Regions from separate parts of the Mus musculus genome. Here region 2 is linked to region 1. A link is a loop called in an ENCODE intact Hi-C map of the cell type or tissue named here. Cell type or tissue: left cerebral cortex. All regions are shown on one strand. Each heading gives the region's core, and the rest is flanking DNA. Links, peaks and the distances in the headings are about the cores only.

Evidence for each region. Hi-C counts contacts between places; a loop is a spot of excess contacts. Peaks named below come from ENCODE experiments on the same cell type or tissue, not always from the same donor. Only the 100,000 strongest peaks of a DNase experiment are listed, where the experiment ranks them.
Region 2: a loop joins it to region 1, with 2.7 times the contacts of the local background. A loop is called at or near these places in 2 of 42 quality-filtered maps.

Annotation. Positions count from the first base shown.
Region 1 is chr15:94,964,152-94,969,534 of GRCm38, reverse strand. All of the region lies in intron 5 of Tmem117 (transmembrane protein 117), which reads right to left. Among named protein-coding and RNA genes, the nearest start is that of Gm23129, 20 kb to the left of the region's middle. In left cerebral cortex, for the core only: no CTCF peak of the experiment used is centred there; DNase peaks (open chromatin) are centred at 586, 955, 1,881 and 2,325; H3K27ac peaks cover 1,947 bases.
Region 2 is chr15:94,856,802-94,862,184 of GRCm38, reverse strand. All of the region lies in intron 3 of Tmem117 (transmembrane protein 117), which reads right to left. Among named protein-coding and RNA genes, the nearest start is that of Gm31007, 36 kb to the left of the region's middle. In left cerebral cortex, for the core only: no CTCF peak of the experiment used is centred there; DNase peaks (open chromatin) are centred at 815, 2,346 and 4,597.

The DNA of each region.
Region 1 (5,383 bases), core at 270-5,269:
CAGTCTCTAGATGGTGCATCCTTTTGTCTCAGCTCCAAACTTTGTCTCTGTAACTCCTTCCATGGGTGTTTTGTTCCCAATTCTAAGAAGGGGCAAAGTGTCCACACTTTGGTCTTCGTTCTTCTTGAGTTTCATGTGTTTTGCACATTGTATCTTGCATCTTGGGTATTCTAAGTTTCTGGGCTAATATCCACTTATCAGTGAGTACATATCATGTGAGTTCTTTTGTGATTGGATTACCTCACTCAGGATGATGCCCTCCAGGTCCATCCATTTGCCTAGGAATTTCATAAATTCATTCTTTTTAATAGGCGTTCATATCTTAAATCTCACTGCAGCTCCCACTCCCTCTTCTCTACCCGTAGTTCTTGAGAGGATTAAGAATAACGGCTGTTTCTGATGATTGTCAGAAGTCTGCACAGAATACAGCAGATACGGGCGGGGCCCTGAAATGTTTTCAGGCCACCGGGCATCAGCTCACTGAAAGGTGCTGAATAAATTAAGCCAAAATTATAAACCTCGTTGATGTGTTTGAACTTCTCAGCAAACATTCCTCATTCATATTTAATTGCTCCGCCGGGACTGTTCTTCTTTGGAGTGGTTCCAGACATTATTTCCATTCCATTAGTAAGCTTGCAGGGTGTCTACTCCTTAACCCAAAATGATTGATCCTATAAAAGCCTCTCCAGTTGCTGACCTGAACACTAATTGAGTTTGTGTATAGATTAAAAGGAAAACATGTTTTCAGAAAAGTTTCTACATATATTGCTGTCACTTAAATTCCTTGTTAATGGGGGGGGGGGACGGCACAACAAAATGATGATACTTGGTGTCTTCTCTGAATTGGCTTTAGAAAATGTGGTGGTGTGAAGCAAACTAGGATCCAAAGCTGGGGGAAGGCATCTAAAATAGCTCTTCCAATGCAGAACAAGACAGTCTCATTTCAAGAGAGAACAAACGTCGGTGGATATGCTAATGTCTGTTCTTGCAGACTCCAGCTCTGGCTGCAGATACATCCATCGTAGAGGCATACAGAATCCCTGTATTCTACTGAAGAGAGCAAGAGTCCATGATGCCTTGTTTCTGTGTTCCAATTGGGAGTTACTGAACGTGGTGTGCCCCCAAAGGCTCATGGGTTACCTCTAAACACTTGGTCTCCAGCTGGTGGTGGCCATGGTTTGAAGGGTAGCAGAGAACCACTAGAAGCTAGAAATTTTGAAGGAAGTGGAATGCAGGAGACAGGGCCTTTACAGTCTGGACTCACTTCCTGTCCACCTTCTCCTTCCAGACTGTGGACACAATGCAATCAGCCATCTCCAGCTCCTGCAGCCAGTCTTCACTGATGAGACATTGGGGACTGGTCCCCTTGGACTATCACTCAAAATAAACTCTCTTCCCCTAAGCGCTTCCTTGTCAGGTATTTGGTCATAGAAAATAAATCTAATATACAGGAGAAATGGTTAAATGTTTCTTCACATGTTTTACAAAAAGACAGGAAAATGGTGATGTACAGAGACAGAATTCATCAAGATAAGATATATTTAAATAATGTTTATGAGTTTGTATATGGTTTGAGATTCTGATCTTATAATCTGCACACTTATTCAACTCTTTACTTTTCTACAGACTGTAATGAAATAAAAATTCTTGTTTCTAGCGTAATTAAGATGAGCAAAAGCATTTTCTACAAGTTATGCATATAATAATAGTTTATATAATGTACATATGGAATTATATGAATATAGCCAGCACATTCTTTCTAGACAGTTGTCTTAATTGGGGTTTCTATTGCTATGAGGAGACACATGGCCACAGCAACTCTCATGAAGGAAAGCTTGTAATTGCAGCTGGTTTTCAGTTCAGAGTTTTAGCTCATTATTGTCATGTCAGAAAGCATGACAGTGTGCAGGCAGACCTGGTGCTAGAGACAGAAATGAGAGTTATACATCCAGATCTACAGGCAGCAGGAGGAGAGAGAGGACAGACAGACAGACAGACAGACAGACTAGCCTGGCTTGAGCATTTGAAACCTCAAAGCCCATCCTCAGTGACACAGTTCCGTCAACAATGCCACACCTACTCCAAGCATACACCTCCTAGTAGAGCCGCTCTCTGTGAGCCTCTGGGGACCGTTTTCATTCAAACCTCCACACCAGCCATCCCTATTTTAAAGCTAAGCAGATCTTCAATTAACTCCGTTCTATATTCTGATCCGATTAGCTTTTTGCTAGCCCTCTTTTTGATATATATTCAATGTACCATCTGTAATCCTCTCACTGCACCAACCAGTGTCCTTGGCACTGCGTTTGGTTGCCACACAGACTATTTTCCTTCAGTAAGTGAAATGAGGAAACACGTACTACATAAAAAGAACGGGGCTGAGGAGACAGCCCTGTGGTAAGTATATGCTGTACAACCACGAATCATCTGATTGTGGATCTCCAAGTAAAAGGTTGAGTGTGGCAGCAGGCTCCTGGAACCAGAGAGCTCATGGTTGGGTGTTAGGGAAAATGGGGATATGTGGCCTTTCTGGCTAGTGGTCTAACCAACAGGCAGAGAGTTCCACGTCTAGTGAAACATTCTCTCTAGAGCATTGATTCTCATCCTGTGGGATCATGGCCTCTATGGGGTCAAAGCCCACAGAAAAACAAACATTTAAATTATGATTCATATCAGTAGCAAAATTACAGTTATGAAGAAGCAATGAAATCATTTTATGATTCAGGGTCACCATAACATGAGGAAGTGAATTAAAAGCTCACAGCATTAGGAGAGCTGAGAACCGCTGGTCAAGGGATAAGGGCGGGTGGTAAGAGAGGACACCTAACATCCTCCTGTGTCCTCTGAACATGCAACGTATACATGTGTATACATACATGCACCATACAGGTGTGCACACACAGAGAGAGAGAGAGAGAGAGAGAGGGAGAGAGAGAGAGAGAGAGAGAGAGAGAGAAATTGGATCCAAATGGGAGAAGAAGTCACATTTTTGTTTGATGACTGCATGATCTGGTATGTAGGAAAATCTAAAAATTTCACAAACAAACCAAAAGCCTGTTAGAATAAATGAAATCAGCATAGACACAAGAGATTAAATTAACATACAGTAATATATACCTGTACTAAAAAGTAATTGAGAAAAATGCCCCATTTATAACAGCAATAAAAATTTGAATGTAAATTTAACAAAGGTGGCAAACAATCTATATAATAAAAACTCTAAGACACTGATGATATAAAATAGAGACAAAAGGAATGACAAGATCTTACAGGTTCACTGAGTAGGTGGAATGGTCATGTTTACTGATGCCAAGGTGTTCTAAAGGGCTGTATTAATCAAGCCATGTTGTATAAGCATTAAAACAATGATCTGAGGTTCCCATGTCTGGACTCCATGATTGACAAAATAGTCTGACATATTAGCCATCAAAATTATGGTGACATGAAGTCAGTTTAAAAAAAACAAGTGGGAAAGTGTGTAATCAATAGATGTACACTTAAAGGAAGGATGAATTCACTTCAGGGAGAAGTAATGATAGAAAATGGTCCTGCGTAGAAGTAGTGGAGATACATGGATGAATAGATAGATAGATAGATAGATAGATAGATAGATAGATAGATGCATAAAAATTCAAGCAAAAGAAAGCAAACATTTTATAGTTAGTAAGCCTGATTAAATATATATATATTTAATTCTCATAGTAAATTAAAACAATTCTGCATTTATTATTTTTATACTGATAGGAGAAAATAAATGAAATTAAGGAAATCAATGATCCATTCAAAAGATACAAGAGTGTTGAAAAGATGGGTATAAATCAAGATGGCAGAGTTAACACAGGTATATTAGCATTTACATTAAGTATACATAGTCCAAATATGTCAGTCAAAATAGAGTCTCCAAATTATTTCTAAAGCTCAAATGTGAATTTACCTACCTCTATGTCATATAATATATGTGTCTGTGTTGATAGATTCTAAGTAGCCAAAAGTAAAAGAACAGAGAAAAAGATATTTGTGAATAATATTAGACTGGGGCTTTGTTCAGTGGACAAAGTTTGAGGCTGGGGCAGTGGTTCAATGAGGAAAGTGTTTGCCACACAAGAGTGAGGGCGATAGTTCTGATCCCCAGAATCAACATACATGTGCTATGTGGAGACACCCTGCAATTCCAGCCTTAGGAGCAGGGGCAGGGGATCCCTAGAGCAAGATGATTAGTAGGACTGGCCATATTGATAAACTCTGGATTTGAGTAATAGACCCTGCTTCAATGAACAAGATACAAAAATGATGGAGTCCCTGCCTGCTAACTCACCAAAAAGCACACCCAACGTCAGTAAAATGCACCACAAACCTGCCTCACAACTCTGCCTGGCTTTCTCAGAGGCCTTACCATAACACCAGGTAAACCAGGCAAGCTCTCAAACACCTTGGGAAGTGCACCAACACAGGTACTACAACCCAAACCCTGGGCTCAATTTCCTGCCCCACAACTCTGTCTGCTTACTTGAAATCCTACCAGTACAAGAAACACCAGGTAAGACACCACACCACCTGCCAACAACAACACCTGCAAGCCCCACCCTGCCAACTTGCCTAAAGAGCACCCAAAAGTAGTAAACTGTACCCCATATCTTGCATTCCACCCCCAACCCACAACTCTGCCTGCATTCCTGGAGGCTTTGCTGGCACCACGGACAACTAGGTAAGACCCTGCCCCAAGTGCTTGCCCACCATATTCCCCTAACACACTTATCATCCTTAAACTTCAGTTGATGCTCTGGAATCCATTTTTTTAGCCCATAAGTTTGCCTTCTTTCCTGGAGACCCACCAGCACCAGGGACTCCAGGCCATATTGGTACTATGGACCCCAGAGGCAAGGTGGGAATCCAAAACCTCAGAGGTCACACATGTCACAAAAGCCTCAAGGGAGACACCCTTACTAGACATGAAGACTAACTAGTCACCAGAACCCAGGCCAGTCAGGGCAGCAGACAAAAAGGAAACAGAAACCAAGGGGGGAAACATTAAAAAAAAAAAAACAAACCACCCATCCAATAAAGATAAACTCAGAAATCAGCATCTAAACTGATAATAACCACAAAGCCCAGATGCCTAAAGGCCAGTGTAAAAAAAATCAACAACAATCAGGGCAATATGGCATCTCCAGAGCCCAGCTATCTTACTACAGCAAGTGCTAGACATCCTAAGGTAACTGAAGCCTAAGATGATGCCCTTAAATCCAATCTTATATAGACAATAGAGTCCTTTAAAGAGGAAATTAATAAATCCCATAAAGAAATACAGGAAAATACAACCAAACAGGTGAAGGAGATGAATAAAACTGTTCATGATCTGAAAATACAAATACCACCAATAAAG
Region 2 (5,383 bases), core at 227-5,226, 110 kb after region 1:
TATCTGCCTTGAGTGCCTCATGACCACAGGACTCATGTTTGAGTTCAGTATTTTTTAATCAAATGACTTGATTCTTCCATCAAAATTAGACCATCTCCTGAACAACAACAACGAAATGTGTTGTAACCAGCCCTCTGCTCAGTGGTCAACAGCCTGAGAGCAGAACTGTTATTTTAACAGTGTAGATCACCAGCAGCCAGCCCTTGAAAATCAGAAGCCTGCTAGAGCCCTGAGCATGTCAGGACCCTATGTGAGCAGAACCTGTGATGTTTGACAAATTGCCTAAGCCTGCGAACTCTCAATGGGTGCCGGTTAAATCAAAAGAGAAAGAATACATTGTTCTTCTATAGTTGGTTGGGAGACGATGTTGCCATCAGATTAGGGTGTTGTATATATGTGGGTTCAGTTTATTTTAAAGGATGATACCATTATTATAGACATTACATTCACTCAAAATTGTGTTTTTACATATCTTTAAACAATGTCCTTAACTAAAGTAGATCATTACTTGTGAACAAGTATCCTACAGGACAGGAGAATGTGATGGAGACACAATGCTGGATCTATCTATCTATGGTGGCTCTAATCTATACATATGGATCTATCCATTATAGCTTGTAACTATGCATCTCTATGCATACAATGCATGAAGGGTCCAAGTAACCAGTCTGAATGGGGACACTGAATCCAAGGGTTGGCAGATAACTGACAGCATGTTAGATTTGGGCAACCAATGGAATAGCCAAGTCACCAAACCCCAGGGAGGTGGGTGGATGGGGAGTCCAGTCAGGAAATCCTTACAGATGGTGTGGGGGAAGATAGTACAAGTTCTGAGAAGAAACACAGGCTGTCTGGTTGCACACGGTTAGGTTTTTATCCAGCACCCAGAGCTGTGAGGAAGGGCCTTCCGGCAGTACCTGAGGAGGGTAAATGTGTCTTTGTCAGACACCAGTGTCTGGGCTTGGGAACCATTATATGAACCATGCACTGCAAAGGCAAGCTGGTCTGTAGGCCCCATACGCGGCTGCACATGGCCCGGGATACATTATGGCTCTCATTGCCTTTAGGCCCACACTCACATCAAAACTGAGAATAACAGACCATGGACAGAAAACTATAATATCTGGGGGTTTTTCTTCTCTCATATATTACATCTTGAACAAAGTTTCCCCTCCCCTTTATCCCCAGTCTCTCCTCCTCACCTCCACTTTCCCCCCGAACCGCCCGTCTCTCTGCCTCCACTCAGAAAAGAGTAGGCTTCCCAGGGACATCAACCAAACACAGCATGACAAGCTACACTAAGACAAGCCACAGCACACTGAGGCTGGACAAAGCAAGCCATTAGGAAGAAAAGGGTCCCACAAGAAGGCAAAAGAGTCAGGGACAGCGCCCGGCTCTCACCACTAGGATTCCCACAAGGACACCAAGCTGCTCGGCCATGACACCTATGTAGAGGACCTAGCTAGGCTGATAATTTTAAGTATTTGTTCTCAACTAACTTGTCCCTTTTTCAAAGACCTTTCCCTTCACAATACAAACTTGCCTGCTCTGATTACTTACCTTCACAAATACCAGACGGCAGCCTAGTAGCCACCCCATGCCTAATCTCCTATCTCCTGCCTTCCTACTGACTTCCAGATCTCATCCTGTTAGCTTTAAGTGGCCTGCTGAGAGCCCCGGGGTTGTCCTGCTACCACTTCCTTAAGACACTTCTCCCAGATGCCCCAGTATCCTTCACCACAAGACCTAGTCACTCTCAGCCCTTCTCAGTCTTGTCCCTCATAAGGTGAGCCTGTGAACACTGAAGAGATACCCATTGGCCAAGTCCTATTCCAAAGATCATGGCTTACTTTAGCTAATGGCCGTAGGCACAAACTCCACAAACAATCTGTGTCTTAGCAGTTGCTACAAATGATCACTGAAAAGCAGAATATATAAGGTTAGGTGTGGTGGTGCGTAACTTCAAGAGAATCCTGCCAATCAGGTCTACACAGCAGCTTCCAGGCCAGCGAGGGCTATATAATGAAACCCTGCCTCATACACACACACACACACACACACACACACACACACACACACACACACCAGAAGCGCTGAGCCAATCATAGCCGTCACAGGAATCATAGACACCCAGTGGACATAATTAAATACGTTTAGTTAGAGCAGGAGTGTTCAAGGCTGACATTGTTGAAAAACAAATGTCCAATTTCCTGACTTCGATAATGAATCTTAGCTCATTCATCAGCTGGGTGTTCCCAGGTTAGCAGTCAAGCTCATCTGAGTAGCAGCAGGAGCCTGCGTGGGGGGCTCAGCTCCACACTGTTCATTCTCCCTGCGTGCTCATGAAAAAGTGATGCAATTATCACAGAACAGTCTGTTTCGAATCGTGCCTTTAAAGTACACAGCAGATGATGATCAGGATATCTTTGGGGATCCACAAAACCAGAAACTGCTTATAGTTAGGGCTGAAACAAGCAGTCTGGTATGGTGCTGTGCTGGAACCCAACACATTCAAAGTTCAATGGGAGGAAACCACACACACACACTCGATTTGCTTGTGTGAGAGTCCATCTCCACCCTGTAACTATGTGTTAGTCAGGGTTTCTATTCCTGCACAAAACATCAGGACCAAGAAGCAAGTTGGGGAAGAGAGGGTTTATTCAGCTTACACTTCCACATTGCTGTTCATCACCAAAGGAAGTCAGGACTGGAACTCAAGCAGGTCAGGAAGCAGGAGCTGATGCAGAGGCTGTGGAGGGATGTTACTTACTGGCTGGCTTCCTCTGGCTTGCTTACCTTGCTTGCTTATAGAACCCAAGACTACCTGCCCAGAAATAGCACCACCCACAATGGCCCCTCCCATCTAGATCACTAATTGAGAAAATGCCTTACAGCTGGATCTCATGGAGGCATTTCCTCTAGGGAGGCTCCTTTCTCTGTGATAACTCCAGCTTGTGTCAAGTTGACACACAAAACTAGCCAGTACACTATGAAACCTTGCTTAGCATTAGAAATGACCTGAAACAGAACTAAATATTTCCTTAGATCCCATACAAAAAAAAAAAAAATGGAGAAACTCTCTTTGACAATAGTTGCAGTATATTCCTGAAAATAACTCCTAACAGGGGTGTAAAATAGCAAAAAGTGTATTTCTGAGCCAATCACAGACATATACCCATTCATGATAAAGTGTAGCAATGTTTATCTAGGAATGGGATACACATATACATTAAATAAGCAAAACTGGTTGAGGGCCTCCTTAGTACAGGAATCCCATCTTGTACATAGCCTCTATTTTGTACTAAGCTAATTTCAAAGAAACAACTGAATTCCCAGAAACAGCTTCTGGCCCCAGGTCTCCCATATGAACGTATTCCATAATATCTCACCCTATGGTTTCTTGGTCAGCATCCAGTCAGGACTGGACCTCAGTAGCTGCTAAATACTCCAACTAGTTGGTTTCAATCCAGACCAAGTTATCAGGAAAACCATCTGAGGTACTTGACAGATAATAACCAACTTAAAATGTGAGGCATGAAAATGGCTAGACACATACAGTGTATGCACATACTCACTGGTTGTCTCTACCCTACCCTTCCCCACCTAATTTGTGATTTTTGACTTTAAAAGGTTGCTCTGTCCTACCCCTGCTCACACACTTTGGACCCTGAACGCAAGCATCTCCCTGATATATCGGCTTTTTTAATAAAGTTTTGTTGGTTTGAACTTGGTTTTTATAGTGGATTATTCCCAAATTCTTGGACCCTAACAGAACTCATCTATCTGGAGACGTGAGATTCCCTTGATGCCATCACTAAAATCACATCCTACAGGGGGCAAGGAGGAATGTCTGTAACCCCCGCCCTCAAGAGACTTGGGACAAGGCCTCAAAACCTTGGGAATCAAAATTTTCAATTCCCTGGGAAGCAAACTGGGCTCCGCAGAAGGAGCCACTGACAGGGTTCTTTGGGCAGGGATGACCCCGAACTAGGAAAGATAGTGAGCCAACTCCTGAGACACGTGGCTAAAGGAGATTCTGAAATTCTTCATGGTCTCACCAATTATAATGAAACTAGCATAGCAGCCAATCAAAATTGTAATAATGTCACTGCCTTGTCCCTACCAATCATATTAGAGGTGACCCAACCCTTCTGGAAAATTCCCCTAGCCCTAGTCATTGCCATTCTGATGAATGCTTGACCCCTGCATGCTGGCAATTTCTGCAGAATAAATGCTCTTTGCCTTTGCACACCATTTGAGTCTTGAGTCTTCCTTCAGTGATTCTTGAACCCTAACAAGAAGGATTGCGAATTTAAAATCAGGGTAGACCACACACACACACAGCAAAGTCAAGATTAGTCCTGGGCATAGCATAAAACATTCAAAATAAGAAAGAAAAAACAAAGTCAGATATTATGTAATATTGGAGAATTCATTAAGGGAGACAGGACAAACTCTCCTTTGACCAAACTGTAGCAAGATGTATACATCAACGAACTAACGCATCATCTAATTTTGCTACTTCGCCTTATCCCCTTGGCATCCTGGAACGCCAGCCTCATTCCAGGTCTGTGGTTTGCCAGGAAACTGCTCCCTGCTCCTGACACACTTGCTTTTATATTTTCAACAATCAACCTCTTTGCCTTTTTAAATGGAAATAATGTCCTCATTCTATTTCCCTTTGCTGAGCCGCCACTGAAGCGGAGCCCGGCTCTGCCCTCTTCTAAAACAGTAGTCTCTTCCCAGTTAATAGAGTTATTTTTTTAAATTGTTAATTAAATGGCAATTGTTAGAAACAAATGCGTCTCATTACTCAGTGAGAAAGGAATTAGCTTCTACATTAACCTGCATTCTTTTCATGAACCCATTTTCACCATTTTTTTTCTTTCTTCTTGAGGTTTTAAACCATAAGCATGCAAGAGTTCACCACTAAAATATGAAAAACATTTTAAAATTGGAAGGAACAGATACCCAACAGTCTATCACTCAGTACAACGATCCCAATTTCCTTCCAATACATTTCTTGTACAGATTTTTAAGTCAAGAAATCAAATGTATTAAATTTGTATTAAAATGTGCCCAAAGGTTAAAGCAGATGATAATGTGATAAAAACTGAATCGTCTATAAGCAAAACGGATAACCCATATGTTTCAATACATTTGTAAAAACAAAGATACTCTAAGGATTTGTTGTTTAGTTGCCTCTGAAAAACATTCCATCCCAGAAGGAAGCTCCTTAAACAGAAGTAAACAACTCAAAACAGCTTTAGGTGGTCTCTGAAACCTACCAAACTCATTAGGGCTTTAGGTCTCTCCTTCCCCCCCACCCCTTCCCTCCTCTCCCTCCCCCTCCCCCCCCTCCTCTCTCAGAGTAAGCAATTAA